Regions from separate parts of the Mus musculus genome. Here all the other regions are linked to region 1. The links are chromatin loops, found by intact Hi-C in ENCODE. Cell type or tissue: heart. All regions are shown on one strand.

What was found. Peaks named below come from ENCODE experiments on the same cell type or tissue, not always from the same donor. Only the 100,000 strongest peaks of a DNase experiment are listed, where the experiment ranks them.
Region 2: a loop joins it to region 1, with 4 times the contacts of the local background. A loop is called at or near these places in 4 of 42 quality-filtered maps.
Region 3: it touches region 1 in a loop (5-fold over the local background); 9 of 42 quality-filtered maps call a loop at or near these places.
Region 4: a loop joins it to region 1, with 4 times the contacts of the local background. A loop is called at or near these places in 6 of 42 quality-filtered maps.

Annotation. Positions count from the first base shown.
Region 1 is chr10:69,207,700-69,215,699 of GRCm38, forward strand. It overlaps A930033H14Rik (RIKEN cDNA A930033H14 gene), which reads right to left and starts at 5,399. Exons shown (of 2, transcript NM_001331193.1): 1 at 5,054-5,399; 2 at 2,063-4,685. The coding sequence starts at 5,306. The coding sequence ends at 4,627. Rhobtb1 (Rho-related BTB domain containing 1) reads left to right here and starts at 5,495. Exons shown (of 11, transcript NM_001252637.1): 1 at 5,495-5,676; 2 at 7,603-7,653. In heart, CTCF peaks have their summits at 1,206 (motif pointing left) and 4,877; DNase peaks (open chromatin) are centred at 802, 4,082, 4,972, 5,442 and 2 weaker places; H3K4me3 peaks cover 3,146 bases; H3K27ac peaks cover 3,200 bases.
Region 2 is chr10:69,272,875-69,280,874 of GRCm38, forward strand. Rhobtb1 (Rho-related BTB domain containing 1) reads left to right here. Exons shown (of 11, transcript NM_001252637.1): 8 at 6,471-6,621. Among named protein-coding and RNA genes, the nearest start is that of Gm40685, 35 kb to the right of the region's middle. In heart, no CTCF peak of the experiment used is centred here; DNase peaks (open chromatin) are centred at 2,027, 3,407 and 4,257; H3K27ac peaks cover 2,018 bases.
Region 3 is chr10:69,258,097-69,266,096 of GRCm38, forward strand. The region is part of intron 4 of Rhobtb1 (Rho-related BTB domain containing 1); the gene reads left to right. Among named protein-coding and RNA genes, the nearest start is that of Rhobtb1, 49 kb to the left of the region's middle. In heart, no CTCF peak of the experiment used is centred here; DNase peaks (open chromatin) are centred at 695, 1,265, 2,045 and 7,596; H3K27ac peaks cover 5,209 bases.
Region 4 is chr10:69,303,990-69,311,989 of GRCm38, forward strand. No RefSeq gene overlaps it. Among named protein-coding and RNA genes, the nearest start is that of Gm40685, 4.1 kb to the right of the region's middle. In heart, CTCF peaks have their summits at 2,403 (motif pointing right), 3,330 (motif pointing left), 4,155 and 4,357; DNase peaks (open chromatin) are centred at 3,392 and 5,262.

The DNA of each region.
Region 1 (8,000 bases):
AATGCAGCCCCATACAAAACCTCACAATGGTGCTAGTGACAGGATCATTTCATATGGCAGACATATCAACCATACAAAAGTTGGGGAAATGGCCCCCAAGAAAGGAAGCTGGGAAATACCTGTCCCTGCTTGTCTAGCTAGAACAACTTGTAGAAATGTTGCTCCCACGTTGGAGTATCTGCAGAAACAGGGTCCCAAGAGGTCATTTTCTCTTTTGGCCATCAACACACGGCATTATGGAAGCGCAAAGACACATGTCTCTGTCCCTTGTCACTAACCAGAGAGAAGGCCTCTGAGTGGAGCAGTTCAGATCAATCCTATGGCTCCTGAAAGGTTGGCATTCAGGGTGGCTTAGACAAAGCTGCTTGTGAAGGCTGATTAAACCCCGTGCCCTGCCCTATCCCAGCTCTGGAGCCCGGAACAGGTCTTTGGAGCCAGTCAGTCGGTGGAGGCAGCATCTCCACGTGCCACTGGCCACAACATCCCTTAAGTGCCACAAAGTCCTTGGCCATTGCAACAGCGGCTGTGTCACCCCAGCGATCTCACCCAACAGCTGCTTTTCAATAAACCTTTTGACCAAATGCAGCTGTTCTTTAAAGCAGGCCCATCCGCCAGCTTATTTTCTCGTGTCCCCACTCCCTATGACTGAAATGGCTCCCTAGCACCTGACATCCATTCACCAACCTAGCATTAGATCTGGCATGCCAGACCAAAGGGTGGGAAGTGGCAGCTGTCTCTGCTACACCCCAATGGCCCAAGCCACTGGTCCACAGCTGTTGCATCAATCACTGGGGGAGGTCTTTTGCGCCTGCGCAGGAGGGTGGGGCGTTGGCTCCTCCGGCTGTCGGTTATAGACCGCTCCAAAGAGGACTTAACACCACATGACTGAGAAAACTCTCCGTGGGAATTTTATGTGAGTAACTTCCCATAACCACGGATATACTGGAAAAAGCTTCAGGCAATAGAAGCACTGAGCACTCGTAATTAAGTTGATGATAGAGTTTTCCTGGGGGTACTGCATATTTAATTTGCAATTTGAAGATTATGACCCCAGAACTTTTTTTAATTCAACAATAAGTTCTAGAGAGTTGGCTGACAGCTGTAAGTCTTGCACCTCTTGCAGAGGATCAGAGATCAGATCCCAGAACCCACGTTGGCATCTCTCGACCACCTTCAAACTCCAGCTACTGGTCTCTGACTCCCTCTTGTGGCTTCTGCAAGCACCTGCACTTCTGTGCACATACACCTAGGCAGCTGCACATAAGCACGCATATGAGGGAGGATGGGATAAGGGGTTTTCAGAGGGGAAAACAGGAAAGGGGATAACATTTGAAATGTAAATAAAGAAAATATCTAATTTTTTAAAAGGGAAAAACTATTTAAAAAAACAAAAATTAAGAATATGCAATAGCAAGACAACCTATCTATAAAATAACAAAAACCAAGAACATCTCTTTTAGCGATTAGTAGTTAAGGGTGGTCAGTTAGCCTAGGAAGAGATGTTTTGACAGAATTGGTCATTAGGGAAATGCAAATCAAAGCCACGGTGAGATAGTTCTCTTCATTAGTGTTGAACAGTAATTTTGTAAATAACAAACCAAAAGAAGAAAAAAAAGTGAGGATGCTAAATATTATTGGTAGGGAGGTGAAACGTGCAATCACTCTGAAACTAAACAGTCCAACAGCTTAGTTAGCATTTGATTTGGAACTTGGCATTCTTGAACATTCATCATAAAGGAAAAAACATTCACACACAAAACATTTGTGTACCAATGTTTATGGAGTGTTTTTCCACTGTGGCAAAATATTGACAATATTTGAATGGCATTCCATGGGTGAATGAACACACCCTGCTAGGTCCATATAATGGACACTTAGCAACGAAAAAAAAATGAGCTACTGCTACAGATGATCTCAAAGGCAGTGTGTGCAGAGAAAAATTCAATCTAAAAATTTACATACTGATATTTCCAGTAATAGGTCTCACCAGGATAAAAGTCTAGAAATGGGGGCAGGAAGGTGATAGTTAATGGCTTCAGGGGAATTACAAACACCAAGGACTCAGTAGTGAGTGAGTTTATTGGTAATTAAAGAACACTTCTATATGTAAATTCTGGTATTTAAATTTTTAAGTTATAATTATTGTGTATGTATGTGCATCAGCATGCACGTGTGAGGTGGCCAGTCTGGGATGGTTTTGGTTGTTGGTGTTGTTTTGATTTGGTGTTGGTGGAGGGGGTGTTTTTATTTTATTTTATTTTATTTTATTTATTTTGGCTGTGTGTGTGTGTATGTGTGTGTGTGTGTGAAGGGCAACATCATTGGTTAAAATACCTACCATAACAAGTTTAACATCACCATTGTGCAAGAAAATTTGTGTTGAGAGAGAAATGTTGGCTAATTCCCAGTGAGGCCTCCAGTCCTTGTATATCTCAGGTGAATGATGCAGATTGTGTTAGCGAGCAGGAAGGCTGGTTCTTTGGTGGGCTGGAGCACAGCTGAGCTCTTGCGTGAAGCTGCGCTATCCGCTTTGCTTTTATCCCCTCTTTTCTGCCGGCGGTCACGGTCCATGCTGTATGCCCACTCCTCCCACCTTCATGAATCAGAGGTCCCGTGTGTGAAGTTTGGGGCACCATGGGCCCCGCATGTCGATGGCAGTGTCTTCTTGACATCCCTGTCCTTGCTTGGTACAAAGTTCCAGTAATTTTTTTTTTTCTTCTGCTGTCTCTGAAATCTCCATTAGTAGCAATTTATTTTCCTGGAAGTTCTCCAGATCAGTTCCCCCTCAAGTTTAGGTATGCCATGAGGTCAAAAATGGTAGCAAAATGGCTAGTAGGCATTCCTTATCCACTCTACAAGGATGGTCGGGGGGGGGGGGGGGGGCTCAGGAGATGGTCAGGCACCCCAAGAGTATGCACAGTACTAGGTGTCTTTCTACTCTTACAACCTCTCTGATGCTTCAGAAATATGTGCAGGTGTGTGCATATGCTGCCATGTGGGGGGAGGGGTGGTAAAGGGTGGCACTCGCCTGTGCACGTACTTGTGGAGTTCAGAGGTCAACCTTGGGGTTGTTCCTTAGGATCTGTCCCTTCCCCCCTCCCCCACAGGAACTAGGGGCCACTGAATCAGAGAGGCTTTAGAACCAGTGAGCCCCAGGCATCCTGCTGTCTCTACCTCTGGCAGTGTGGGGGAACCACAGGGGCATGCCATTATGCCTGGCATTTTTCGAAAGTTATGGCAGGTTCATCTTTTGAATGTGTGACTGAGGAAGTGAAAGACACCTGAAGGGGACCGGATGTTACAACAAAGGTTAGTGATAAAATAAAGCCAGCCCTCGATGACCCTGGGGCACAAAAGTCAACCACTAACAATACTGAAAAAATGCAAATTGCCCTTGCCTCAGTTACCCCATCTGTAAAATGGTTCCAATGGCCTGCCTCATCAGTTGTGGTGGTATAATAATCTTAAGGAAAAAAAAGAGAGGAAAGCCATTCCCCGCTGCACTTGGGGCCACAATACATATTTCTTAGTTTCTAAGTTCCCATTTCTTAGTTACTGTTCTATTCCTCGGTGCCCCAAGGTAGTTTGAAAAGAACTGACTTGCCGAGAAGTAGCTAGTTAGCAACAACGGGGTTAATTAACTTTCCCTAATATATTCCTGGAGAGAGTATCTATTGATTGAGTCTTTCAACATGGTGTCCTTTTAAAGCAGGCTGAGGGGAGTCTACCCCTTGCCAAGCAAATGACCATATTCAGTCACGATCCACCTTGAACTCCTCAGACACGGGAATTTGACTTCTTCCTTCCTTCTCTTGCTAGCATCAAAAGGTTATGGCCTTGATGACCCCATCTCCAACCACAACAGTACATTAAGGATTGCTTAAATACCGCAGGTTGCCTGCACAACATTTTCTTATTTAAAAACATTTCGTTTGCTTAGCCTGTTGGTGGTACAAACCTGCAAGGCCGAGGTTGCAGGAGTTCAAGGCCAGCCTTGGCAACATAGCGAGAGTTGGAGACCAGCTATGGGAGGATCTAAGGGAGGGGCAGGAAATTGCCAAAGAGACTGGAAACCAGAGATCCTGGGGAGGAAGAGAAGTCCATCTAAGAAAACCAAATGTGGTTTCCTGAAAAGGAGGGACGGAGGCGTTACTGTGAGAGAGGGTTTTGTTTGCTATTCATTTTTTTAAGGGAAGTTGAAGGATAGCCCTAAGTAACCGTCCTCACAGTAAAATACGGCTATCTATCTTTCCCACCCTTTCGAGATGCTGGCAAGGCCTTAGCTAAGAACTGATGGAGGCCAAGGATGTAGCGTGGCCATTTTTTGTGTGCTCCATGTCAGCCTTTAGAAGGGTTTTATAAACGTAGCACATCCCTAGTTGAAGGCATTCACATCCTAATCCGCCAGCTGTCTCGTCTCGTTGCAGGACTAGAGTGAGCGGATTACACAGCCCAGTCTAACAGGCAGTTGAGAAGGCGGACTGAAAGTTCCCTGCGGACAGGAGCCAAGTTAGTTGCAGTTCCCTGTCACCTCCTTAGAGCATCGCGTGATGCCAGACACCCCTAGGCACCTAGGCAGTTCTTCTGCGGATCCGTGAAAAGTAACCAGAACTCTGCCCCCAGAACTCACAATCGGCTTGAAAGTCCACAGTGTCCCCGAAACTGGTTTTCCCTTCCAAGATTTCCTGCAGACCCAGAAGAGGCCGAAATCAGTTTCAGCTCCCCCCCCCCGCCCCCCAGCCTCTCTAAAACAGCTGATTTCGGGGTGGGAGGTGGGGGTGGGGAGGACCGGGTGGGGGGAAAAGCTGGGCGTCCCCCCCCCCCGCCCCCTGCCGGGACCCCTTGAGCCCGGTGCAGGGGAAGGTGACCAGGAGGGGGAGAGCCAGCCCGCACGTGCAGCGCCCAGGGGAGGAGGCTGGGCCAGCGCAGCGCTTAGTCAGCAGCTGGGCTCGGTTTTGAAACAAAAGCCAATGTCCTCCCTCGGAGTCCGCGGCCGGTCAGTTCCTAGGGGGAAGAAAGCTATGCTGCCCAGCCGGTTAGTGGCCCAACTTACTTTTCCTGAGCCCAGGACTGAGGGCCAGCGGATGTTCGGGAGTGGGTGGGATGCTGCGGGGAGGGGGCGCGGGGACAGCTCGCACACACCCTGCCCTGCTCTGATCTCCGCTTGGCTTAAGGCCGGGTCCCCGGGGTAGCGGGACGCACGCTGATCCCGGCCCTGGAGCCCAGGCCCCTCCGGTGTGCGTGCAGCCGCAGCACCTTCGCCACCTCGCGTCCCACAGCTCAGACACACCAGGCCCTGGTTTCATGAATGAAATCCAATCGTGTGGTTATAAATAGCCGCCAAGGCTGCTCACGTCACGGTGGAGAGAGAGAGAGCGATCGGAGGCCGCCACCGCTTTGCTCGCTCCGTGCCCGGGCGCAGGGTTCCGCCCGGTGCCCCGCCTGGCCAGGAAAGGGGGCGGGAGGAGGGCAGGGCTGGCGGCGACAGCGACCTGGGGACGAGTCCCGTGGCCTGCGCCGGGACGCGGACGCGGCCGGGTGCGGCTGGGCCATGCTGCCTTTGTGCCACGCCGGGCGGGTGGCGCGCGGTGCGCAGGGTCCCGGCGTCCCCGCGAGCGCGCGCGGCGGGGGCCGCTGCTGAGCGGCGGAGGGAGCCAGGTCTCGCTCGGCTGCAGGGTAGGTGGCTGTGTCGTGCTGAGTGTCCCAGTGAGCAGCGGAGCACCCTCACCAGCTCCCGATTGCCTCGCGGGTGGCAGGTGGGGACCCCGGCCCATGTTCCCACCCTCCCCCAGCAACGTTTGCGAGAGTGAGCTGAAGGGATGCGGGGGGACAGTCCCCTCCCAGAGGAGTGAGCTGAAGAGATGTGGAAGAGCACCCGCCCCGGCCGCACCCCTAACTTGTAGCGGCAGACAACACGTACAACAGGCACCTTAGCAGTCCGGTTGCACCAGGGCCGGGTGCTGCCGCGCCCCCGGGGAAAGGCGCCTTTTCCTCGAAGGACTCTGGTGGGGAACTTGGGACGCGAGAAGCAGGGTGCTCTGAGCCCTTGGGTGTTTGCCCTGCCCCAAGCAGTGTCTTTGGATGCACGATGACGCCCCTCTCCCTCCCCTCCCCCCTAGCCCTGTGTCTAGGGAGTCTGTTGTGAGTTGCTGTGCCAACAATACACGCTGCCTTGTGAGGGGCTTGCACACACCTCAACTTAAGTGTTCAGCTAGGTTCACAGCCAGGGGGTAGGGGGAGAGACACAGAAGAGATCCACACTCACACCCACCCCCAAAAAAGTGGAAGGAAGGCAAGACTGTGTAAAAAATGTATATATAACATTTGATTCCACTGTTGGCCGTGGGGTTTCCATCCCATATCAAACTACTCAACGGAGGAGCAAAGTCAATATTTAGACTCAGACAAGCCAGAAAAGTTAGGAGGGAGAGCCAAGCACAGGGTTCTGAGTTGGCTTTGCACGTCAGCACAAGAGCTGCGCCTTTGGGACTGCCTGTACACATATGCTGGGGCATTGGGGGTGGAGGCATGCATTAAGCTTGATAAGTTACAGAAAGCTGGGAAACGCTAGATAGTAGCAAGCAGAGGAGACATCCTGACTGAATCTCCCTGGTCTGTGCTTTTGGGGAAACTACTGAATACTCAGCCTGGGGTTTCAGCATGAGGTTCTCTGTAGGTTGTGCTACCTGCCATAAAAACATACAAGAGACTCCAAACCATGCCATGCTTCCAGAGGCATTCAGCTTGGCCAAGGGCAGATAATAAGCCACCAACAGGCTCATAAGTTCACTTTTAAACACTCTTTTGAGACTCAGTGTATTATTTCATCTTCAGTGATCTTTGGGACGCCTATGAGAACCAGTGGTTCCCATTAGACAAACTCAATCTTTGGACTGTCAGTAACATCTGAGTGTTGTCCCCACAGGGGAAGCAAGCAGTCAATTATCATATTAAACAAGATTCTTGATGAGACTCCTGGATCATATTTGAAAATCAATGGGGGTCTGGGTTTGATCCATTCCTTCCCATGGTGGGAGGCTTTAGCCCATCTCTATCAACAGTCTCTATGTTCCAAAGTTGTGAAGGTCACGGGCATCCCAAGGTACAGGGTTATGTATGCTCACAAGGATGCACACAAGTAGCCTGGTTGATGTTACCGACTTATTACTTCTACAGAAAAAGAAAATAATTAATAATAATAATAATAACAGAAGAAACCAGAATTCATTGTGTTGGGGTTAAGATGGTGTTTTAAAATGACAATTTTTTTTAAGAAAATCTCCCACTCCCTTGTCTATTTGAGAAAACCAGTGAGTTTTCACTGTGCTTACCATCCATTTGTGGCTAAGTGCTTTTTCTGTATCATCCCCAAATGCTCAGAAATATACTTCTTCGAATGCTATAAAATGCTAACATAGCTATTTCAGGAGATACTTGACCCAAAGAAATACCAGTGTACACAGAGCATAAACCAAAGTTAGTCAGACTCTGCCCATCCTCGCCTGTGGAGAAAGATACAAAGTATGTTAGAGAAAAAAAAAGAGTTCCTGTGGGCTGGTGGCAGGCAGAGGGATTTTAACAGTATTTCTCTCTATTCTCTAGGTAAGACCAGCTGTGCGCAGGAACTCCTGTTCTTCACTTCCCGGGAGCGAGGTCAGTAGCTCTGCGCATGCCCACAAGCACAGATGAGTATTGTAGCCTCTGATGCTGAGATATGTTCTAGAGCAGGTTTCTTAGTCGTTTTGTCTCGAAAGAATCGGGTTTTGCTGTTTTATATGGTTTGAATCCATTGTTTGTTGAAATCAGTCTATTTTCTCTTCAAAGAAAAGAACCTTAAAATGAATCTTGTGTGCCCCGTCTCTCCTTCCTGTGGGTCATTCTAAGGAGAAAATCAAAATGGTAGTAGACAGTTGAGGGTCCTGGGCATCTGAGTGTAGTCGGTAATGGAGATTTGACTCATCTTCATCTTAGCCTTCAGGAGATTTCATAGACTAGTAGTG
Region 2 (8,000 bases), 65 kb after region 1:
CCAGGTTTTAAGTAGCCCAGATGGTTCCCCTTTGCCAGCTTTCATGAAAGAGTTCTGCGGGCTGCTCTTCAGCTCAAGACTTGCTGTGTAGACACTTGCTGTGTCTGCAGTCATGAGGGATGGTAGGTGGTCGGCCACTCACATGAGAGCACCAGGGTGCATTGTCACACCTTTCTTCTGCTAAAGAGTCGTGGCCAGTCATACTTCCTAGCTCACGGCCACAGACGAGATACTATCAAAAGCAAGTATAAGAGCCTGTCTTCTAGAAGTCTGGGGAAGTAAACATATCCTTAGTCAATGGAGGACCAGCATCATCCTTAACCAGGCAGGAGACCTTCCCCAACCCAGTCTTTCAGCCTTGGGCATGTCGTCTGCAACCTGGCCCATACACCTAGTGATCCCTGAGGTCCAGTGGTGAGCCACAGCCCTGGAGGCTAAACCCGAATTTTTCCACCTTGCTGGTGGGCTAGGAGTAGGGTTTATGTATGTGAGTGTGTCTGAGTGTATGTGCATGTGTGTGTGTGTGTAAGGAAACGGGTGAGTGTTCACTGCACTGGACACCCTTTTCAAAGTGCACGGGTCCAGCAAAAGCAGATTGGTCCTACCCCCTCCCCCCAAAAAAGACTTTTTTAGATTGTCTCAGGGATTCTTGTAAAAAAAACAAAAAAAAAAAACAAAAACAAAAACAAAAAAAAAAACACTGTCTTCATCTTTCTACAAACACTGCTGGAAAAAAATAATAATTCCATTCAAACACTTCTAACAAAGTATAGGTGGGGCGAGGACTTCTGTTGAGTCTTGCAGTATTCCTTAGCATCTTCCCACGCACGCGCGCGCGCACACACACACACACACACACACACACACACACACATACACACACACACACACACACACACACACACTAACCCAGGGGACACCCCATCAAGTTTATTGTCCTTAAGGGCTGGGCTGCTTATTTCAGCATCTCTTCCAACTTTTCAAAAGGAATACTGAAAACAAAGGCTAACTTTTTAAAAGGGGTGCTCCTGGGGGGAGCATGGAGGACTCCCGCAGTACCCCAGGAGCCCACATTTCCCTCTCCAAGTAGGGAAACAGAATCCTAGAGTCACAAGCCAGGAATGGCGGAAGCTGAGAAGGTCACTGGGCCATCCTCTTCCTTTTTCCAGAACAAACCACAGCTGCTGCCGAATCAGACCCCAGAAAACAGCCCTGCAGCTTTTGCTAAGTCTCCCTCATGTGTGCTCCAAGGTATGGGTATTCAATTGCATGGAAGCTACCCAGAGAAGGGGCCCTGTGACCTCCCCCCCCAAGTAATTCCTGAGCACTTAGTCCATGCTATTCACCATAGTCTTGGTCAGCATGGATGCTGACTGGAGTCTAGCCTTCTTACAGGAAAGATTGGGGTACCTCCCCCTCCACCTAACCTGAGGTGACTGGCATTTTCTGATGTAGGCCCCTTATCCTTCTAGCCCCTCCACACCAGCTTACGGTGTTGTTTTGCTAAGTAAAGCCTGATGATCAAGGTCAAGACCCCAGTCACAGAGCAACAGTGTCTGCGCTGACCCAAGGAGAGGGACGCTAATCCCCTTTATCCCTCACAGAAGGGACTCTAATCGCTCCAGATTAGCATGTGCAGTGGAGGTGACCAAAGCAAAACCTAGCAGCACACATGGGAGTGCACACATGCCTTATGTGGTGAGTGGCCCAGGCAGGAAAAGCAGCCACCTGTTCAACGGGGTTCTAGAAGGACTCAGCCCTCACTCTCCCCTCTGAGGATTGAAGCTAAAACTTAGCACAGGGCAGAGATTACTGCCCCTGGGCAGGGGGGGAGGGTACATGGGGGGGGGGGGCAGATCACAACCCCATGTCACCAAAATCTCATGATCCCTAACAACACCATTGACATTTCCACCCCACCCCAACCCTGCCTCTTTTCACTGTTTCTAAGAGACCATAAGAGGTGTTCATGGACTTTTTATCTCAGTGTGACTGTGACCTGGGCCAGCAGCCAGCCTTCTCTAAACCTCCTTCATCTATTAGACAAGAATGGCAAGAGAGAGTGCTCCCAAGAGCAGGCTAAACATGGAAGTGTGCATGCCATGCCTGGAGCATATGCAGTGCCCAGCAAATGTTGTCACTACCCTTAAGTTCTCTCACTGTGGGGTAAGGGGGCTCCTCCTGTAATGGGCTCTGGAGAAGCTGCCAGCTCATCTTCTAATCAAAGACAGGGAGGCAGCCTTGGTTACACAGAGAACTGAGTCTCACGCGTGAAGTGAAATGCTCACCACGTCTTCCAGGAAGGACTTGGCTCTATACTTATTATTGGACATTAGCCTTTCTAAGTCACCTTTTAAAGGTTTCTTTATTTTTTTTTCTAGATTTATTTTCACCTTTTTTGTATATGGCTGTTTTACCTGCATGGGATGTCTAGGTTAGATCCCGTAGGACTGGAGTTGCAGACTGGTGCCAGCCGTTGTGTGGGTGCTGGCAATCGAACTCCGGTCCTCTGTTTAGAGCAGCCGGTGCTCTTGATTGTGGAAACCATCTTCCCAGTTATTCTAGATCATCATTTTAAGTCTGTTTTGTCCTGGGGAAGTCTGACTTACCCGCTGAAAGTCAGCCCACTTCTTTTTTTTTTTTCAGGGTCCAGAGAGGAACTTTATACACACATATGTAGAAAAGAGGACAGCGTGCCACGAGAGCCACTTTCCATTTTATCCCTTAATATAGAAGACATTTCTATTTTACCATTTTTTGGTTTTGTTTGGGTTTTTTTTTTTTTTTTTTTTTGGTTGGTTGGTTGGTTAGTTGGTTTTTTTTGTTTGTTTGTTTTGGTTTTTTTTTTTTTTTACCTTTTTTTACCTTTTTGTTTTTCCTTCATTAGTTTTAGTGTAGCAGTAAGCCTCATTCCTTCCCACTGAGGGACCCAGCAAGCCATCCATTTCAAATGCATGCCGGGTTACAGTAAGCAGTGGGCTAGCTCTGGAATACTTACTCATTCTATGTGAGAATGTCTGTAATGACAGCCCCAGTCTTCGCAATGCCAATGTTAAACCAACTGAAGAGGAACACAGGGTCCCGATGAGGGTGCAGTTCTTTTGTGTTTTGGTCGCATCACTGTTTTGTGGTGTTGCCTTGGGTAGGTAGGGTGTGGACAGCTATGTCCCATCTCTTGTGGCTCTGTACGGGTTGTTTTCAAGGACTATGAGCAGGTCCTCCCTATTGTTACATAGCTAATTATAAGCGTGGAGATCACAGAAACAGGATTTGTTTTGTTTTGTTTAATAAGCAATCAGCTGCGAGGTGGAAACACATGTTATGAAAGGGTTTGGTGTTTCTCATTCCTAGTGACTCCTAAGGGTCCCTAAGAAGACCTGCCAGTATGAGTCATCACTTCAAAGGTGTTGACATCATACCATCGAAAGGGAAACAGGTGGTTGCTGGAGATTACACACATCAGAGCAGTTCTGAGGATGCAGGGGACCAGGGCAGTGCTCACTAGACTCTCATTCCCTGTTCCCAGAATCAACTCCTTTCTACTTAGGAAATGCCTATCAAATCTGTATTTTCAGTGGTCTTTTTGTCCAAAAGTGCTCTTAGTTAGCAAACACAGCTAAGGCAATTTTAGAGATTCCAGAGCCTGGCCTCAGTGAAGAAGTAACGTTAGCATGGATAAGGGCCACCACAGGGTACTTAACCCGTGTGCCCACAGGCACACTTCATGACATACTTCTGGGCCAGCCTACATACTCTTACCCTGTCCCTTCAAAGACACACTGCACACCTCCATTTCTGAAAGAAAAGAACCCCCCCATCAACAGCTGAGACAGCAGACACTCTCTGCCCAACATCTGCAATTAAAGCTCTTAGCGTTTTTGTAAAACGTGAATGCTTTTACTATGAATGGGTTAAATTTGAAAGTTGTGCACCTTAGCACTCAAGTACCTAAAGGAATCCCCAGGAACCCAAACACTGTTCTAGAGATGAGCGCTCGCCACGCGTTTATGCTGTGGCTCCTGTCGATCTGTTACCAGCACAGTACGAATGCATATACCTTTATGTATATACGTGTGTATAAGCAAACACACAGTGTGCCCAGTTAAGATGCACAATGATAGAGCTTATTGCCAGTGTGACAGCTACAGGGAATGAGGGGTGTTACGACATCTGCAGGGGACAGGTGAACCAGTATGTGTTGTTCCAGTCTGTCCTGGAAACTGAAGGGACAGGAGAGGTGGAGCTGTCAGCAGCAAGTGGCCATCTTAGCTCCGCGCTAGTCTAGGATTATAATATCAGCTTTGACTCCTCACATTCCGTCATCACAGGGGTCAGACCAAGGACTTGAAATGACAGTTGGTGCTAATGACCCAGGAGCTTATTCAGGGAATCATTGTTTTCCACGTCTGTGTCTGAGAGCAGGGGATAAAACACTGCCTACTGTTTCTAAGAGCTCGTTCCAAATCTTCCCCATGACATGTTACAGAAATAACTATACCTGGAAGTGTATTCCTTCTCGGACATGGCTGGTGACTGACTGCCCACGAGAATAACATCAACAGTGGCAATAGCTTTGTTCTAAGGCAATTTTAGAGATTCCAAAGCCTGGCCTCAGTGAACTCACCCTCGAGCTCACATAAAATGTGTGTGTGTGTGTGTGTGTGTGTGTGTGTGTGTGTGTGTGTGTACAGGGTCATCCTCAGCAGCCCCTCTTTACATGAGTGTGTATAGGAAAGGCACAGATATAATCATGAATATAGAGAGATGCAACCACACACTATACATACATACATACATACATACATACATACATACGTACGTACGTACGTACGTATTTTTGAGGGGTGATGTATTTTATATGCTTTATTCTGTTTTGTTAACTGCCATAGTTAAGAAGTCTATAATGGTTCAATCTTTCAAACTGGAACTCTAGCTCGCAGAACTATTTATGAAATTAGAGGCTTTCTTGCTCTGCAACCAAAGTGTTGCCATAAGGACCCAGTCTACAAAGCATTTCAGCCTAGGAACTTCAGAAATGCACTCCTTGGGCTCAAGTCCCAGTCCCTGCTGACAAACCCTCCAACCTTGGACATGAAACTCAGCCTCCTTGACTGCTGTGTCCTTGTCCATTAAATAGCAAAATTAATAGTCTCTTCTTCCTGGGACAGATGGAAGGATCAAATTAGACAGGGTGTGTGGAAAGCTGCGCACAAAAGCTTCTATTAAAGTAACACTCCAGTCAGAAAAACAAGGACGCCATTCTATACCGTGTCCGTCCCCGCCTCGTGGAGTGTCTTAGGGTTTTGTTGCTGTGAAGAGACCCCATGACCATGACCAAGGCAATTCTTTATAAAGGAAACATTTAATTGGGGCTGGCTTGCACTTCAGAGATGTGTCATGGTGGCAGCATCCAGACAGACCTGGTGCTGGAAAAAGAAACGATAATTCTACATCTGGATCCTCAGGCAACAGGAACAGAGAGCGATATTAGGACTGGCTTGAGCTCCTAAATCTCAAAGCCCACCCACAGTGACAACACTTCCTCCAGGAAAGCCACACCTCCTAGTGTGCCACTCCTCACGGGCCTATGGAGGTGACTTTTATTTAAACCACCACATGGAGTTAGTGAAGAACTGAAACAGATCCCCCACCTCCTCCATCTAGGACTTAAACCTCAGGTCATTCCTTGAAAGTGTAACGTGTTATATAACAATAGCTCTAGACACCCCGGAAAGAGGCTTTTGCAAGGGGTCATGCCCTGCACCCAACTAAAACAGAGTCCCCACATGTACCACAGCAGAGGCCTTTGGCTACTCTGGGTCTGCTGAGACCCAATGATATATGTGTAGTTCTGGGCTCCTGTGGTTGTGGGAGAAAGAACTGAAGTATAGACAAAGTACTGAGAGATGCTGATGGGTTGCTGGAACCCAGCCTGTCACCGTGGCAGCTGGTGTGGTCATTCTGCCTGTTTGGCCACCTGAGAGTGGGATTCTGTCATGTCTGCAACCACGTGGCTAGCAGCAACTCACGTCTGTCACATTGCCAGATGTCTCCCTCCACAACAGAGTACCCTCAGCTTCTTGACAGGGAGGGCCAATAATGTAATAACACATTTACGACCCGTTTGTCTGATTTATATGCCCAGATAGCCATTTAAAAAACTCCGCTCCGGGCTCTGACAGGTAGCAACACTCTTTGTCACCTACAAATCAAACTGTTAATGTTTACAGCCATAAATACTAACGGCAGGCGCTCTCTGCACAGCCTCAGAACGGTGTGCCTGCAGTTGCCAGGTGCTAGGTCATGTGGTTGGGATGTTTCTAAGACCCTTAGCCTGAAGGTGTGCAGCCCCCATGCCCCGTATGAACCCCCCAGGTCTCCCACGTCCCATTTGAGCCCTCAGTTCCCCCATGTCCTGTACGAGCCCCCAGTTCTCGTAGCAGCACTGAGCCTTCTTTACACTGTTGCAGGTTCACCTCCCAAATATAAACAAGATGTCGATGCAGGCGGTGTTGGAATACCTCTACACCAAGCAGTTGTCACCCAACTTGGACCTGGACCCCCTGGAGTTAATTGCCTTGGCAAACAGATTTTGCCTGACACACTTGGTTGCTCTCGTAGGTAAGTCCGGTGACTTTTGTGTCCAATAGCCACACTGATTGAAATGACACCTAAGCAAAACTAAGCTTGCTGAGGGTCAGACTCTGATTTACATCTGAATAGAATAGGCATGCTGGCGGCTGTCAAAGCCAGCCCCTTCCGTCAGCCCAAACTGGACACAAGTATCTCCTATGCTCCTCTGCGATAGGCCCTGCTAGGCAATGAAAACATCAATGCCCAGCCTGGCTTTGGAGGTACACACCGCACGCATGCTGAGTCTTAGGCAGACCACAAAATCTGAACACTGGGTGGCGCGCAGTGAGCATCACATATTTGGTTTTGAGAAGTCTCCTTTCTCTTTAAACTATTTTTGAAAATGTTCTGACACTGTCAAGTTCATTTCAAGCAGTGGGGGGTTGGGATCTGACTTAACCTCAGGAGTCTTTTCTATAGCTTATAGATTGGTAAAAAGGAGCAGGTCTGGGTGGAATATATGCATTTAAATCCCTCATTTGAAAACATTCAGACTTGTGCTTCCCTAGAGATGTCAGTTAGCAGTCCAGGTGCTAATCCCCTGTACTCGCTTGTTTCCAGGGAAAGTAGAGACACACTGTCATATTTGCTGGCCTTCCTCCTGCACTGGGAGAATTGTCTATGCACATTGGCTTTCAGTAAGAACTGGCTGAAGAACTGAGCTGATAAAATGAGTTAGAGAACAAGCCTTCCTATTCAAAGTTGGCTTCTTACATATACACACACATACACACACACATACATATACACACACATACATATACACATACATGTACACACACATACATATACATACACACACACATACATGTACACACACATACACACACACATATATACACATACACATAAACACACACATACACACACATACATATATACATACACATAAACACACACATACACACATACATATATACATACACATAAGCACACACACACACATACATATATACATACACATAAACACACACATACACATACACATAAACACATACATACATATATACATACACATAAACACACACACATACATACATATATACATACACATAAACACACACATACATATATACATACACATAAACACACACATACACACATACATATATACATACACATAAACACACACACATATACATATATACTATACCTTCTAGTGATGACTTCAGGTATAAGATTGATTTCTCTGCCCCCGTACACACAAATTACCTACCTAGAAATAAAATTCCCTTCTATTCGTGTTTCTTCCCCAGTTTAAAAGAAAGGATTTGAAACATCACAATTAGAAAAATAAAATAAAATTCTCCACTATACTGAAGTCATAGATCTAAACGAGTGTGTTACTCTTCAGGCATTAAACCCAG
Region 3 (8,000 bases), 50 kb after region 1:
AAGGACACATGTCTAGGCTGTAGGAAGAGAAATAAAATAGAGAAAATAGGAAATTGTCTCTTAAATCTACTGCACTGGCTTCAGACTCATCTACTTGTATGTGTGTGTGTGTCTGTGTCTGAGTGTGTGCCTATGTCTGTGTATGTTTTGTGTGTGTGTGTGTGTGTGTGGCATGTGGTTGTGTATATTTGTGTGTGCCTGTCTGTGGTATGTGTGGTTTTTGTGTGTCTGTCTCTCTGGCTGTCTACATGTGGTATATGTGTGTGTGCCTGTCTGTGTGTGTTGTATGTCTGCCTGTGGTGTGTGTGTTTGAATATGTGTGTTTAAAAGCAAGATGGTCTGTCTGTAATGTATGTGTATGTGTGTTTGTGTGTGTTTAAAAGCAAGATGGTCTGTCTGTAATGATGTATGTGTATGTGTGTTTGTGTGTGTTTAAAAGCAAGACAGTCTTTGTAATTGAGGGCATCCCTGAGCCTTAATCTAGTTGTAATCTAAAATTAATCCAAAAAACAACCTGCTCCCTTTCTTTGTATTTCTTTGGCTTCTGGAGAGAATCTCACTCCTGGAAGCAGCCATTGTTCCTCCGGAGTTAGGAAAGCAGCCAACGGATTTATCAGACGAATTCAAGTAATTTTTAAGAAAGCGTATTAACTGGCTAACCTCTGCTCATGTCCCCAAGACATCCCATGGCGGGCTTCCAGGAACAATAATCTGACAAATTGTAGCGACTCACATTCTGTTCTCATTCCTTACAAAAACTCCAGCCGATCCCCTGCCTGACTTCATTAGCCTAGTTTCATTTCTTTTAGACTCAACGTCTGCAGACATCTGTGTACCCGTAGTAATGTGTTCTTGGGTACCTCACAGGCCTTTTAATGAGATAAAAAAAATCAATCTAGTAAACACGGTGTGGGGAATCCTGAAAATGGGCTAGCTCCTTGCACTGTGAACAGTTAGCAGCACACATTATAACAGTGCTATGGTAAGCCTGCTGAGTAAAAGCCAGGCATATTTTTGTGCCACTTGGCCCCATCCTGGACCTGACCATGCAAGCCATGTCGGCACAACCTTCTGCAGTCCCCCATATCACCTGCACTGTGTTCTCCTCCCAAGGCCAAGCAAGGATGTCACCACCGACCTTGGGTTCTGCCTCTTCTCCAGTCCCCTGATTTTTCCTTGTACTTTCCCTTCCTGACCCCTGGCCCTTGGGCACTCCATCACCTGTTTAATCAGATAACTATCCTAACAATGAGATTAGCTCATTCAACTAGAAAGTATACTCCACCAACTCCGCAAAAGTCAAAGCCACCCACCCCTAAGAGTCCTCCCACCTCAGCCTCTCTGTGGTCTGCTTCCTCTCTGTCTTCCTCCTCCCCACTGTACACTAGCAATGTGTCTCTTTCCTCAGGGGAGTATCCTGCCTTGGGGCCTCATCTTTGCCCTAGCTGTGGCTTTGAACTCTTCTGTACCCACAGCGGCATGTGTGGCCCCTCCCTTCCTTCAGTTATTTCTGGACCATCAACCCCAGAGAGACCCTCCCCAAAGATCTCACCTTGAGCAGCTCTGCCCCCGCCCCCTTTTCTCTGTTCCATGCTCTGATTGGCTCTTTACCTAGCATCCAGTTCTCTGTTTCTAGCTGTGCCTATCCATGAAATAAATAGATAGATAGATAGATAGATAGATAGATAGATAGATAGATAGATAGATAGATAGAAGATAGACAGCCAGGACAGTTGTCCCCAATGTCTCCAAGAGAGCCTGGTATGCAGTGGGCTGTCACCCACTGCTATGTATGGAAGGGATGGTGAGATAACTGCCCACGGACACAGGATGAGGCACCAAGCAAGCCCCGTGGACCTCACAGACTCAAGAGGATTGCTGAGAAACCGAGGCAAAAATCTCGCTTTTGTATCAATGCTCAGAAAAGGTGGCTGGTTGACAGTTTCACCTCCTAAGAGTTCTGGCCGTTAATCCCAGACACTTCCCACCAGCACAGCCAAGGACACAGAGGACTTCCTGGATCTGCTGCTGACCTTTCCGCCCGGCACAGGAAGCATGCTTCTCTGGGTTTTAGCTTTGAGGAACAGAAAAGGAGACCGGAGAGCAAAACAGTTGGGGGTTGGGAGACGCCATTGCTTAGGCTTCCCTCCCCCTGCCAATCAAGGGGGATTTTGGTTTGGTTTGGTTTGGTTTGGTTTGGTTTGGTTTGGTTTGGTTTGGTTTGGTTTGGTTGTTTTGGTCTGTCGGCCAGGCATTAAGTGAAGCTGCTGAGACCATTTGTTGTAATAGGCTGATGGGTTTTTCACTCATTCTGCTTCTGGTAATGACTGCGTGAAGTGTAAGACCACCTCTGTAGAACAAGTCGTGGGGGCGAGGGGACAGGGGTCTGATCGATGGTAGCTGCATTCGCCTCTTTCTCTCTGCATCGACAAAACTACTGACAGAAACTAACTTAACAGAGGAAGGGCCTGTTTGGGCTCACAGTCTGGAGACACAGTCCACCGTGGCAGCTTTGCGGCAGCTCAAACTGTGGCGACAAGAATGTCTACAGTCAGGTGACAGAGATGAATGCTGGTGTTCAGCTCGTTTTCTCTGGTTTATTTGGTTTGGGGCCCCAGTCCCCATCCATATTCAGGGTGGGCCTTCCCCGAATTAAACTCAGAGACCTACTCTTTATTTTTTTTTTACCATTTATTTATTTATTTTTATTACGTATTTTCCTCAATTACATTTGGCACAGCTAAAGGTGTGTGCTGCAGGCTGTTCTAAATCCTCAGTCGTGATCAAGATTAACTGTGATAATAGTGGTCACTTTGGTTGGTATGGCCATTGACTGATGTACCATGTGTACGAGGGTGGAGGAACTGGCCATCTTTGAAACTCTACCGTTGTCTGCAGTCCCTGGTAACACTGGTGGGCTATGGATGCTACTTGCCCACTCTTAAGAGCATGCCTTGTTTTAGCCAAATTTCTGTTGGGTGGAGGGAGCCAATTTAACAACAGTCACGTCCTGGTAAAACTGCATTGACAGTCTCGGAAGAAGAAGTAGTCCACGCATGCTAATTGCTCCCAAATCTGGATATATTTCAGGATGTTTTGACAGTTTCCCCCACATAACATCTGTACTTAAAGAAGCTTCACTGCTCTTGGTAAAGTATTGGCTTGATTTCTCCGCTCACATCTGGGGCCCTGCATGGTTCAGCCCTGCTCTCCCCAGATCCCCCAACCAGGCGCTCCCCCCGCCCCCCCAACAGGCCTGTCCATCCTCCATGAGTTCAAGCTTCCTCAGCCATCCATCTCCAGCCCCGTCGTGTGCACCATCTCTGACAACTCCCTCCGCATCTCATATACCCAGGCTGCACCCCTACTAAAACCCAGGGCCACATGCTCCAAACCCTCCACCATGTTCCCTGCGCTGTCCCAAAAATGTGTCTGTTTGCATAACACTGTCAAAGTATAATGCATGAGAGGTGTGTGGTCAATGTGAATGGTTCGGAAATTTTGCTGGAAAGAACCTACCTCAGTTATCGGTGGGGAACAGGAGCTCAAAGGCCCATGAGTGGAAGTCAGGATCTCCTTGCTTCAATCTTGGATAGAGGCAGATTCCTATATCCTGGCAAAGAAAGCCTGTTTGGCTATGACTATGACCCCTACCTGTGTAAAGGTCACGGGGGTGGGGAGGAGGTCCCTCCTAGAAATGTTAAGTAGGTAGAAGCAATGGTAGCTTATACTGAACACAGAGTAAAAAGTCTCAAGAAAATATATAGACAATGAGAAGATGGATGTCCAATACAGAACTTAGGAAAATACGGCATGGGGCTTCTTCTAAAGTTTGAATGTTAGTCTTGCACAAGATCCACCCTGAGCTGAGCACACTGGAGAAGGGCATGTGGCCACCCTACTGACTCCCTACATCCTGGATGCCTGGAGGAAAGTGCTTTTGTTTGCCTTACCTGTCAAATAGGTCTGACATGATGTTTTTAGATAAAAGACGTTGGGGGACGGGGGGAGTTTTCTTTCACTTAACTGGATAAGGAAACCCAGGCCCAGAGTCCCCTCAGCGTGACACCTGTGACAAGGCTGATGGGCCCACCAGAGATGGGGAGCCCTCTGTGATAGGAAAGGACTTAGAAATTGCATTCCTAACAGCCACTGCCTTTAAGCTTCTGGTAGCTTCTCCAGTCTGTTCCCACCACTTCCCTATACTTATAAAAGCAGCTTTTGAGTCTGCTGTTGAGTCTGGCTCCAGACAAGGCATGTGGAAAGGGTAGCTTTCCTCGGATTTCTTTAATTCTTCAACAAAGATTAGCCCGGGCTTTACATGCTTGCACACTTTCCCCAGGAATCTCTAGCAGTGTTTCCCCCAAAGGAAAACTGGGGAAACGTTATATATGGATTTATTTAATGTACAAACAGAGACAACCAAGGTTGACCTCAGCCCCTACAGTCTTCAGTAACTTGGTCCCTCTCCCATTCCCATCTCTCTTTTCTGAGGCTAGACACACCCGATCGCTCTAACATTGACTTCAGACCAATTTGGAATGAAAACAATCACAATATTACCTTGTGGACATTATTGGATGTGCTAGTGCCCAAGAGAAATATGCTGATATTTCTTTTTTAGGAACAAGAAATTGTTTTTTTTTTCCCCTTAAACACACCAATACACACACACACACACACACACCACACACACACATTCAGTGTGCCAATGAACAGAAGGATGTATTCCTACCCTCTGAGTGTGTGTGTGTTTCTGACTTTGTTTAATAAGCCCACTTATCCCAGTCATAATTTTCAAAATAGAAATCATACAATACATATTGAACCCCCCCCCCCCCGCATCTTCTCACTACTCAAATTTGGGAGTTTAAAGCTCAGTACACCCAGGGCTTTGTCTACGAATTCCCGGGGTTTCCAACCCCAGGTAAGCTGGAGAATTCCATTTAAGTCCTACCATTCTTTCTATAACTGAAATAGACCCTGAGGTCATTTCCAGACAACCCACTCCGCCAAGTCTGCGAACCTCACACCCTCCGCAATTATTTTTAAACCCACTCTCCAAACTGAAACAAAACAAAACAGAACAAAACAGTAACAGAGTCACGGAGACAGAACTTCTAGAAGCTCTCTCTCTCCTCTTTATCTTCTGTAGGGAGGCATTTTAAAATACGGGTTTATGTCAGACACTGTGCAGCCCCCATGCAGGAATGCATATCTCTAAACTCCTTGGAATCCTGCCCAAAACTGGAAATATTCTTAGCTGCCCATCTCCTGCCTTCTTGAACTAGGTTAAAAAAAATGGGGGAGGGGACTGGGAATCTCGAAGGAATAAATGGTATTATCTAAATAGTGACTTGACTTCAGTGGGTGCTTAGACCACAGAGAATGCTGACATATTGCCAGTTAGGAGAGGGGTTTTTTGGGAAGAGGCGCTAGAGGCATCTCTGTCCACAGCCCCATCTGCCTGACCTCTATTCTCAGCCTCTGTTGGAATTTGTCCATTGGACAAGAAGACCTTCCGAGAAAATTCTGCTGAGAGCACACACCCCGTGTTTGTATTTAGATCAACTTGGGTTAAACACAAGCGAGTGAGTAGTTAAAGCTTAATCTCGCTTTTAACTGACTTCAGTGTGAAATAATGGGAATAGATTTCATATAGCAGTCAGGCAAGAAGAAAAGAGAAAAGAAAAACTTTATCCTAAAATACACATAAAAATTTTGATTCACTGGGTTATTTTAATTTAACATCAATGATAGTGTTGTTCCCTATTCAAATTACTCTTCAATTTTGAGGCAACATATCTTCAGAACACTGGATCTTCTCCCCAGTTCCCCCACAGATTTCATACATTTAGATGCCAGAGTGACATGGTAAGACACTGGTGCCTCTGGACCTGCATTGTGTTGCAGAATTGTGCTGCTATCAGAAGATTCCATCTGTCTGCTACCATCCCATCCCCCACCCCCACTCCAGGTCCTGTCTGAGCTTGACTGTTGGGTCATCTGGATAGTAACTCCTATGTGTTTCATGGCATGAGTGGTCTTACGGTTACCTTGGCAACCAAGCCAGCTGGGATCTCAAAACCTCACTTTGCTACCTCATGAAAATGAGGTGGTAGAGTTGATGTTTAGTTACATGTCTGCCACAGAAATGAAGTTCTTAGGATGACTCTCCTCACAGCTGCATGCCCTAACGTGGAAATTGATGGCTCCAATTATAATAAATACACAACAGATAGATAGATAGATACATACACACACACACACACACACACACATACACACACACACACAAAGGATCCCTCAATTTTGACAATGGATGCATTTGCTTTATTCTGTGTCTGAGATGCTGAACCACACGTTATTCTCAGTATGCTGAATATTCTGTGGTGACTTTATTTTATGATCCAGGACAAAACCAGACTTCATTAGATACCCGACATAAACAGGAAGATGAATAACAGAAAGCTAAGCCTGTTTTTTTTTTAAGTTTTTTTCTAATATTCAAAACATTCTCCATGTTACTGGATACTGTTATTTATGCTGATTGGAAGTAAGACTGAGTAGTTAAATCAGAATGTCAAAGACAAGCTGCCTCTCCTTTCCATTTATATATTTACATGTATTTCTGCACATATTGGCATCCAGAAACCATTGATACCATCTTTATTTACTCAATTAGGATACTTGAGATTATCCTAAACATGCAGAGCAATACATTAATCTGCGTTGAGTCCTGGCTTTCCTTGTGTAATTTGAGAACATCTTATTCTTAGGACTTTTGCGTTTGCTATGTCTAGTGCAGTCCCCCCACCCACCCCCACTCCCCCGGCGTGGGCAAATACACACACGGAAAGACTCAACTTGAAAATCACTTTTAATGAAAGTACCCCGCCGAGCCCTGCATCGCAAATGATTATTTTTAGAACTTTTACGACTGCCTGCATATATTTGTTGGCCCCCATTGATATGTAGGAAGAAGGGCTCATTAATGATTTAAGAAGGTTTTTAATTCATAGACTTGATTCTTCCCATTACATAAACTACAAAGGCCATAAATTAACATCTCATAAAGCCATGAGTCTATTAGTAAGAAAGCCTCGACTCCCTGAGAATAACCTTTCTTGTTCTCAATTCCCCTGCCTGGCTGTTCTTAAAAAAAAAAAATAATAATATTAAAAAAGAATCGTCAGTCAGCACATTTTAACGTACCCTTGCCTGCCACCCACCATCAAGCACCATATCTGAACAGCCTGTCTTACACAACATTCTTTGACTTCTAGACCGATAGCTTATAGTGTCCAAATAGAAGCTCCTGTCTTCGGTTTTCAGCGGAAGACTTTCCTTTCTTGATTCTTTTTCCCACGGACCGTTGTGGATCACCTGTAACTTGGGAGGGGGCCGCTTCCAGTATTGTCTGACCTTATCGGCCCTCAATCTACTTCGCTTTCTTTACACCTAGTTTTGAAAAAGAAAAAAAAAAAAAAGTCCAAAGTCCTGCCAAGTCAGGTTTTGTCTCTGTTTGGAAGCAGATAAGAAAGGGGTTGTGCTTTGGATCTGTGTGCGTGGGCAAGAAGGGCCGACATCCTTCTTTGTATTTGCTGGCGCCTTGCGGCAAATACCGTGGACCTCCTCACCAGCTGTTTGCTTCTCTCATTGGGTCGGGTCATCTTCGCCTTTTGTGTTTTATTAAGTGGGTGAAAGGTAGTCTTTATCGTTTCCTCTCATCTTGCAACTATTTCTCGAGAGCAGAAATAGTTCCGGCATGTTGGGAATTCAAGGACTGAACTACTCTGGGTGACCATCTCTGTGGGGCTGGGTGGGGGGGGACACACTTCACGGAGGATCCTGGGCGCATCCAGATTCCACAGTGAGATGTGAAAAAGAGCCTCGTGACAGTGTTGGGGCTGGAATGTGGGGGGCTTAGCAGGCTGTCTGCATGACTCATATAGATGGGTTTAATATCCAGCCCTGGTTTCAAATATTATTTTAACTGT
Region 4 (8,000 bases), 96 kb after region 1:
ACGATGCTGTCCTAGAGTAGACCATGGTAGAGCCCTCTCTCACCCTGCTCCTTGCCTCCTCCTAGAGTATCAGTTGACCTGGGGATTCTCAGCCCCTCCTCTGCCTGGAGGAAGCACAAGGAGAGCCAGATGCACTGTCTAGGTCAAAGTTACAAGAAGGGCTGTAGAGATGACTTGGCCGTTAGGAGCACTGACTGCTGTTCTGAAGGTCTCAGTTCAAATCCCAGCAACCACATGGTGACTCATAACCATCCATAACGAGATCTGACGCCCTCTTCTGGTGTGCCTGAAGACAGGTACAGTGTACTTACATATAATAAGTAAATAAATCCTTAAAGAAAACAAGCAACATTCAGGCAGCCAACCGTTTGGTGGAGCAGGCAAAGTATGAGCCAGGGTGGCAAGTAGGGGATTGGAAGGGTAAGATGTGTGTGTGTGGGGGGGGGGGGGTAGCAAGCTGACTCTTAGCCATTCCCCTAGCACAAAGCATCCTTTGTTCCTCTCTTTCCAAGAGTCCAGAACTGTCCTGACAGCCCTCCTACCTGGAATACCTTCATACTAGCACTGTGGGTAATTACCCAAGAACACTGGGTGATTTTGATCGTCAAATTGATTGGCTCAAGCAACAGAACCACCTGGGGGTTAATGAAGCACACTTCTGGGGGTGTCCGAGAGGGGTCCTGAGGGCTCTGGACTAGAGAATGGATTGATCCCGGATGTTTGGAGGTAATGTTGAGATGTGTGAAAAGAACTGAGGGTCAGGCAGAAGTAAGTCACTAGGGGCATGGCCTTGGGGCCTGCACACATTCTCCTTGCTTGCTATCCATCACCTCAGGCTCCTACCATCAGGATGCTCTACAGAGCCCAAGAGATCAAGCTACCATGGGCTTGACCCCGGAACCCATGAAAAAAGCAAGTCCTTTGTCCCTTGACTTGAGTCCCGTACTGAATCACAATGAGTAAAATAACAGGCAAGGCCCATGCATTAGTAAGTGTAGTGGTTTGACTAGGCTTGGCCCAAGGAGGGGCACTGTTTGGAGGTGTGGCCTTGTTGGAGTGGGTGTAGCCTGATGAAATGGGCGTGGCCTGTTGGTGGAAGTGTATCTCTGTGGGCATGGGCTTTAAGACCCTCATCCTAGCTGCCTGAAAGCCAGTATTCTCCTAGCAACCTGCAGATGAAGATGTAGAATAGAACTCTCAGCTCCTCCTGTACCATGCCTGCCTGGATGATAATAAACTGAACCTCTGAACCTGTAAGCCAGCCCCAAGTAAATGTTGTTTTTATAAGCATTACCTCGGTCATAGTGTCTGGTCACAGCTGTAAAATCCTAACTAAGACAGAAAGTGGCTGAGTTAGGATTAGAAATCAAGTCTGTCTAAAAACTAAAACTCACTCTCAAGCTTTGTGTTAGAGAGAGCAGACCCAGGGAGACTCTCTAACTCAAAGGATTAGTATCAAGGTGGGGCCCTGAACTAACTTAGGGACTTGTCCCCACCACCACCACCACGTGCCCCCTGCATTGACTTCCAAGGATCCCAAGATCCATATAAAATATAGACTTCCCCTCCCCCACCCCCAGGCTAGACAGAGCCAGCTCAGGGCTTCTGAGTTCAAGGCTAGTTTCTTTGGCTTGTGTCACACAATTTCAGGTATTTCTGAGTGCAATCTACCCTGGTGCCCTTCTCCTTACTGATAAGCACTCCTCTTGTCAACTGGAATCCTTTGCCTACATGCCTTCCCTCTCACCTCCAAAGCCTCTTATCGCTGTACGCAGAGGCTCTGCGTTAGGTTTCAGGGTCCTTTTAACAGAGGGTGCATCGAATTACCACCCTGACGGCTGGCTAAAGTTTAACCCGGGATGGGATTCTGGAGTCATCCAAAGTTCACTGCATCTGCAGTTACCAGGAGATGAGCCTTAAGTCAGGCCCACATGGGCTTGGCAGATTTGGAGAGTTCCCACACGCCAGTTGGTGTTGGATATTTCTTTACTCACCCATTTTGAAGGCTGTTTGAAAGAGGTTAACTACAGAAAACCTCCTGCCTTGCCCTCCAGTGTCTGGGTTGTAAATGCAAAAATTAGAATAGCGGAAGGGACCTTCATCCTGGAACCCGCCACTCACTTGGGTTATCAATTTGAGCCTGTAGGACACAGAACAGGCTGGGGGCTCAGAGATCAGGATCAGAGGCAGAGAGATCAAAGCCGTCCATCACGGTGACCGAGGGTGGGAGAAAGTTACTCAGGCTCCTCCTCCCGGATACAATCCTGAGCCTGTAAATCTGGTTGCTCACAGCTTTTCGGCCTGGGACACAGAAACAAATAGGGAAACGTAGACAAGATGTGTGCTCATGATATCCGAATAAGCAGTTTAAGCCGAAGGTCCGATCGTGCTATTATACCCTCCAGCCACGAGGCGGCGCCACAGAGCCCGCAGGCACCAGTAGTAAAAAGAAAATGTGAGCTAAGTGGGGCCTGGCTTCTCTGTTTTGGGTGCAGTTTGGTACACCGAGTTCAGAAAGAGGCCTCACAGCAATGCAGCATGGAGCCCAGCTTCAGAGACCTGTATCTTCCCTGGATAAAATGTAGTAGAGTTCGTTTGATACCACCTCTTACAGAGCATCTCTCCTGGGCTGAGTCAGTTTCCTTCACCCAAAGACACTTGGATTTGGCTTTGTATAACGGTCCCAGGCTCCAGGCACAATGAGCAAGAGAGAAGCTGGTCTCATTTCCACCCAAAACCACGCTGTGTGAATTATGAGGTCATCAAAGCATGTAGCATAGAGTGAGATAACCCAGGCTCCCAGTTGAGATGGATAAGCAGCTCGACTAGGTCTGTGGGATGTTAGTCAGGGGCGTTCGAACCCTGCCTTACTAGGGGCAGAAAGAAGGTCCAGTCACGGCCCCAGGCATCACACTATCCCTGTCCCTAGGGACTACTGGGAAGTAAGCTATGAAAGCCAGACCGTGATGACTTTGAGTCTTCCAAAAAATGGTCACTAAAGGTCACAGCCTCTGTCCTCGTTTCTGATCGTTTCTGAGGAAGCAAGATGTCACTCCCTCTAAACCTTTCAAAATTAGAGTCACCCAAGGAATGTTGAAAACTACAGATTCCCCAAGTCAGAATCATTGACGAGAAGGGGCGGCCCAGGAGTCTGTGGTATTTTCTTTTTAAGAAAAACTGTTTACACAAGTAATCTACCTGCAGGAAAGTCCCTCCTTAAGTAATCCTGAAGGTCCTTCTCCCTGCAAGCCCCTTGGCTAGCTGAGATCACTGTCCCCTGAGAAGCCACACTCAAGGACTCCCTTGGTGTCTGTGGAGTCCTTGTCGCCCCCTGCTGGTATGAGAGCAGATCTGCCAGAGTCGCCTTGCCTTCTTGGGAATCACAAGAGGGAAAGCTTTTTCCAGGGTTGTCTGCACTCTCTGATGTTCATTCCAGTGTTCTCGGTGCACTGCAGCTTTGATGCCACTGGCTTGCATGCCTGAGCGCTTCTGTTTATTTACTGAGGAGTCTGCCCTGGTTTGGGCATCACACGGGGCTAGGGAGTGCGGGATACTGGGTCCCCCTGCTATGTTTCCTTGGAAAGCAAGACATTCCATAACCGAGCAGTGGTAGCACACACCTTTATTCCCAGCATTTGGAAGGCAGAGGCAGGTGGATTTCTGAGTTTGAGGCCAGCCTGGTCTACAGAGTGAGTTCCAGGACAGCCAGGGCTACACAGAGAAACCCTGTCTGGGAAAAAAACAAAAACAAAAGAAACAACAACAACAAAAAGATGTTCCAAGATGAGTTTCGAGAGGAACCCATAGCAAATGGAGACACTCTTCCACACATTCCCAGAAGACCATCAGCTCCCAACACTGGGGAGTAACACTCCACAGACTATTGGTCAAGTCTGCTCTGGTCAGCTCCCAACTCTGGAAATACTCACTGTGGGTCAGAAATGGAATCTGTTTAGGCCTTGAAGCCTCTGCAATGAGTGCCTCTCCCCAGGGACTTTATTTACTCAAAAACATGTGGGGTGTCCTGGAAAGGAGGTGGGTTTTGCAATAAAATACACAAGTCCAATCCCCAGTCCAAGGCAACATTTAAAAGTTACTTAAAATATTGAAATTTTTGTGTGTGTAACTTTTTCTAGTTTCTCAATTGCATAGTTCTTCTTTTTTTAAATTTTTTTATTATATGTAAGTACACGGAAGCTGTCTTCAGACACACCAGAAGAAGGCATCAGATCTCATTACAGATGGTTGTGAGCCACCATGTGGTTGCTGGGATTGGAACTCAGGACCTTCGGAAGAGCAATCAGTGCTCTTAACCACTGAGCCATCTCTCCAGCCCCCAACTCCATAGTTCTTGAGTGTGAACTTTGTAACCAAAAGTGTCCTGGTGTGGAAGCAAAAGGTTGGCTATGCCTGTGTGTCTACTGAGCCTGAGAAAGAGCATCTAGTGACCTTCCAGCTGGCCAGATGGAGTGAAAACTTACATGATAGGGTGCCTGTCACCATCATGAATACCAGAGGGTGTTTTTGATTCAGATAAGGCAAGAGAAGTGTATGTAGTGCCCTCTCTGGTGGAGGATAGAGTTAATATTTATGGTATACTCGGAACTCACCACCCAAGCATTCATTTCAATGATCTGCTTGGCACCCGTGAAGGGTAGTGCTTCTCACATGCCCACATTTGGAACCTACTAAAACCTACATTTTGGAAGGCCGGGATGGAGAGGAAGACAACTTCCAGGACCGGATAGTGAAGATACTGCAGGTTGATCATCCTGACTTTAAATATCAAAGAGTATGGGACTAGAAAACCAACCTTCTTCTGAGCAAGGGTCAGGGAATAAATACGCAGAGGATCCAGTGTTGAGCCTGACTCCAGCTACAGATCTGGTCCTGCAAGCCTTGCTACTTCTGACAAGGCATCCCTCAGCCTAGCCAGAAGGGTTGGTTAGGAGCCATTTCTACACTGACAGTCTATACACATCTTAAGCACAGATGAGGCGCATCGCCCCTAGGCTGAAGACAAAGCTGAACAAGTGGAACCAAACCCTTCCAAGCCTTCTATCTTGTCCAAGATCAATAACGGCTCTTTGAGATTCAGCCATGCAGACAGACACCACGAAAAATCCTCATCTCTTTCCACCATGTCCCATAGCTTTCCAAATGTTACTGGCTGGAAACAGATGGGCCAGCAATGGATGGTCCATTACCCGGAAGTTTCTACTATGCCCCTCCCCGCCCCCATCTCCTAATTCCTCACTTCCCCAAAGCGTGTTCTGAGGAGCAGAAAGCTTGCCTCAAGTCCTGGCTCTCAGGCCTCGAGCAGACCTGCTGAGTCAGTCAGCTGAGGTCTGTGATTTATGTGCTGTTGGGGGTCAGAGAAGTTTGAGCCTAAGCCACTTAGTTTATATATTTGTCTCATGGTTTCCACTCAGTTCCCATTTCAGGTCAGCATGACCGGAGGAGTGAGTATAAATAAATATAGGCTCCTTGCCTTCTCTCTCTCTCTCTCTCTATCTCTCTCTCTCCTTCCCTCCCTCCCTTCCTCCATTCCCCCTCCCTCCTTCCTTTCCCCTTCCCTTCCCCTCCCTGTCCCTCCTTCCTCCCTCCTCCCATCTCTCTATCTCTGGTGAATTGACTCAGTAGACAAGGTGCTTTCTATGTGTGGTGGTTTAAATGACAAATGTCCCCCATAGAACCCTTAGTCTCAACTTGGTAGCACTGTTTGGAGGAAGTTTAAGTGGCACAGCCTCACAGGAGAAATGACTTTATCAGAGGTGGGCTTTGAGCATTTACAGATCTTTGAATCGCCAACCAATGACTGGCCCAAATTGGAGACCCATCTCATGGGCAAGCACCAATCCCTGACACCATTAATGATACTCTGTTATATCTTCAGACAAGGAACCTAGCATAACTGTCCTCAGAGAGGCTTCACCCAGCAGCCAATGGAAACAGATGCTGAGACCCACAGCCAAACGTTAGATGGAGCTCTCCGGAGTCTTATGGAAGAGTTGGGGGAAGGATTGAGGACCTGGAGAAGCCAAGGACTCGGCAGGAAGACCAACAGAGTCAACTAACCTGAACGCTTGAGGGCTCCAAAGAGGAACATGGGCTGCACTTAAACCCCCTGCAACTATGTAGCAGATGTGCAACTTGGTCTTCATGCCGGTCCCCCAACAACTGGAGCAGGGACTGTCCCTGAATCTGTTGCCTGCCTGCCTGTGGATCCTGTCCTCCTAACTGGGCTGCCTGCCTGGCATCAGTGGGAGAGGATGCGCCCAGTCCTGCTTGATATGCTGGGGGGTCAGGGGAGGGAGGTGAGGGTGCCACTCAGAGGGGACTCTCCCCTTCCCAAAGGAGAAGGGGGGAAGGGAAGGGGTGATCCATTTGAGAGGGTACTGGGAGGAGAGGGGGCTGATATATTAGGAATAAATAAATTTAAAAAAATAAAGACCCTTCCCACTTCTAGTTTGCTATCTCTGCTTTGTGCTTGCTGTTTAAGATTCGAGTCCTCAGCTGTGCTGTCCCTGACATTTTGACCCTCTGGAACTATCAGCCCAAATAAATGCTTCTGTAAGTTGACTTGGTAATGTTTTATCAGAACAACAGAAATTAGCATCGCATGCAAATGTGAGGACCAGGATTCACACAAAAGCTGGGCAGGCACAGCAGCCACTTATGTCCCAGAACTCAGGAGGCCCAGACAGGAGATGCCCGTCTAAGACTAGCTCAATTCCAGCTCCCCGGGTTCAACTGAGACGTTGCCTTTAATAAGTAAAGTGGAGATGGAGAAAGACACCCAACATCAATTGTAGACCTGCATGAGCTCCCTCGCATACATTTGAACATATATGCATGCACATACATGCAAAGCCAAAAAAGGGGGGTAGCCCCCCGAGTATATCATCAGCCCCAGACAAAAAAATCTTAACAATAATTGTGTTCTTTCTCAGTGAGAAATCGGTTGCTTGACAGTTTCTTCAACAGTAACGGGACAGGCTACCCAGCCAAGTGGATAGTACAGACTACCCTTACCCCCGAGAGAAGGCGTCTGCCTTAGTAGGACAAAGGGGAACCCCACCCCTTGAGGACAGACACCTTTATAGAGCGTTTGGAGCATGTTTGACCAAAGAAAAAGAAAAAAAAAAAAAAAACTCGAAAAAACATGTGGCAGCCGCTGCTCATAAGGGAAAAGCAGGGCTAACCCAGGTCATCTGGGGACAGGTGGGGTTACTGGTTTCCCAGGAGTTGCTTTTAGCATTGAGCTACAAGAAGGTTCCTTTCTGGCCCCAAGTTCCTGAGGCCAACGTTGTCCCTTAACCTCAGGGTAAAAGAAGACCCTTCCACTGCCTTCTCTCTGTGCCCTGTGAGAACAGGCTTTGAAATGCTATCCTGGTCTGTAACAGCCCCATCAAGTGAGTTCATTTAAAGCATAGAAACAGAAGCAGAAAACGGGTCGGAGAGCAAAGAAAGTCACCAGGATGCCCACTGCTATGTCTAGCCCTATTTCCATCCCACCTTGGTACTAAGCCTCAGATACCTACAAAACCACACTATTGTGGTTTTACACATTGACACGTGTGCCCTAAGATACACACCTTCTCCAAATGGGACTGTCACATGTCTTAGGAATACGGGAGTCTAACGACCTTTTTAAAAAAATGATTTATCTATTTATTTTATGTATCTAAGTACACTGTAGCTGTACTGATGGTTGCTGGGAATGAAGGTCGCTCACTCCGGCCTAAAGATTTATTTATTTCTATATATCTAAGTACACTGTAGCTGTCTTCAGACGGGTGGTCATGAGCCACCACATAGTTGCTGGGATTTGAACTCAGGATCTTCAGAAGAGCAGTCAGTGCTCTTAACTGCTGAGCCATCTCTCCAGCCCTCTCATACATCTTTCTACTGCAATTTATTTAGTCACCTCCCTCCTCGTCCCCCCGCCCCCAAGCAACAATTCCTTTTGTCCCAGGGGTTCTGCTAGGGCCATTCAG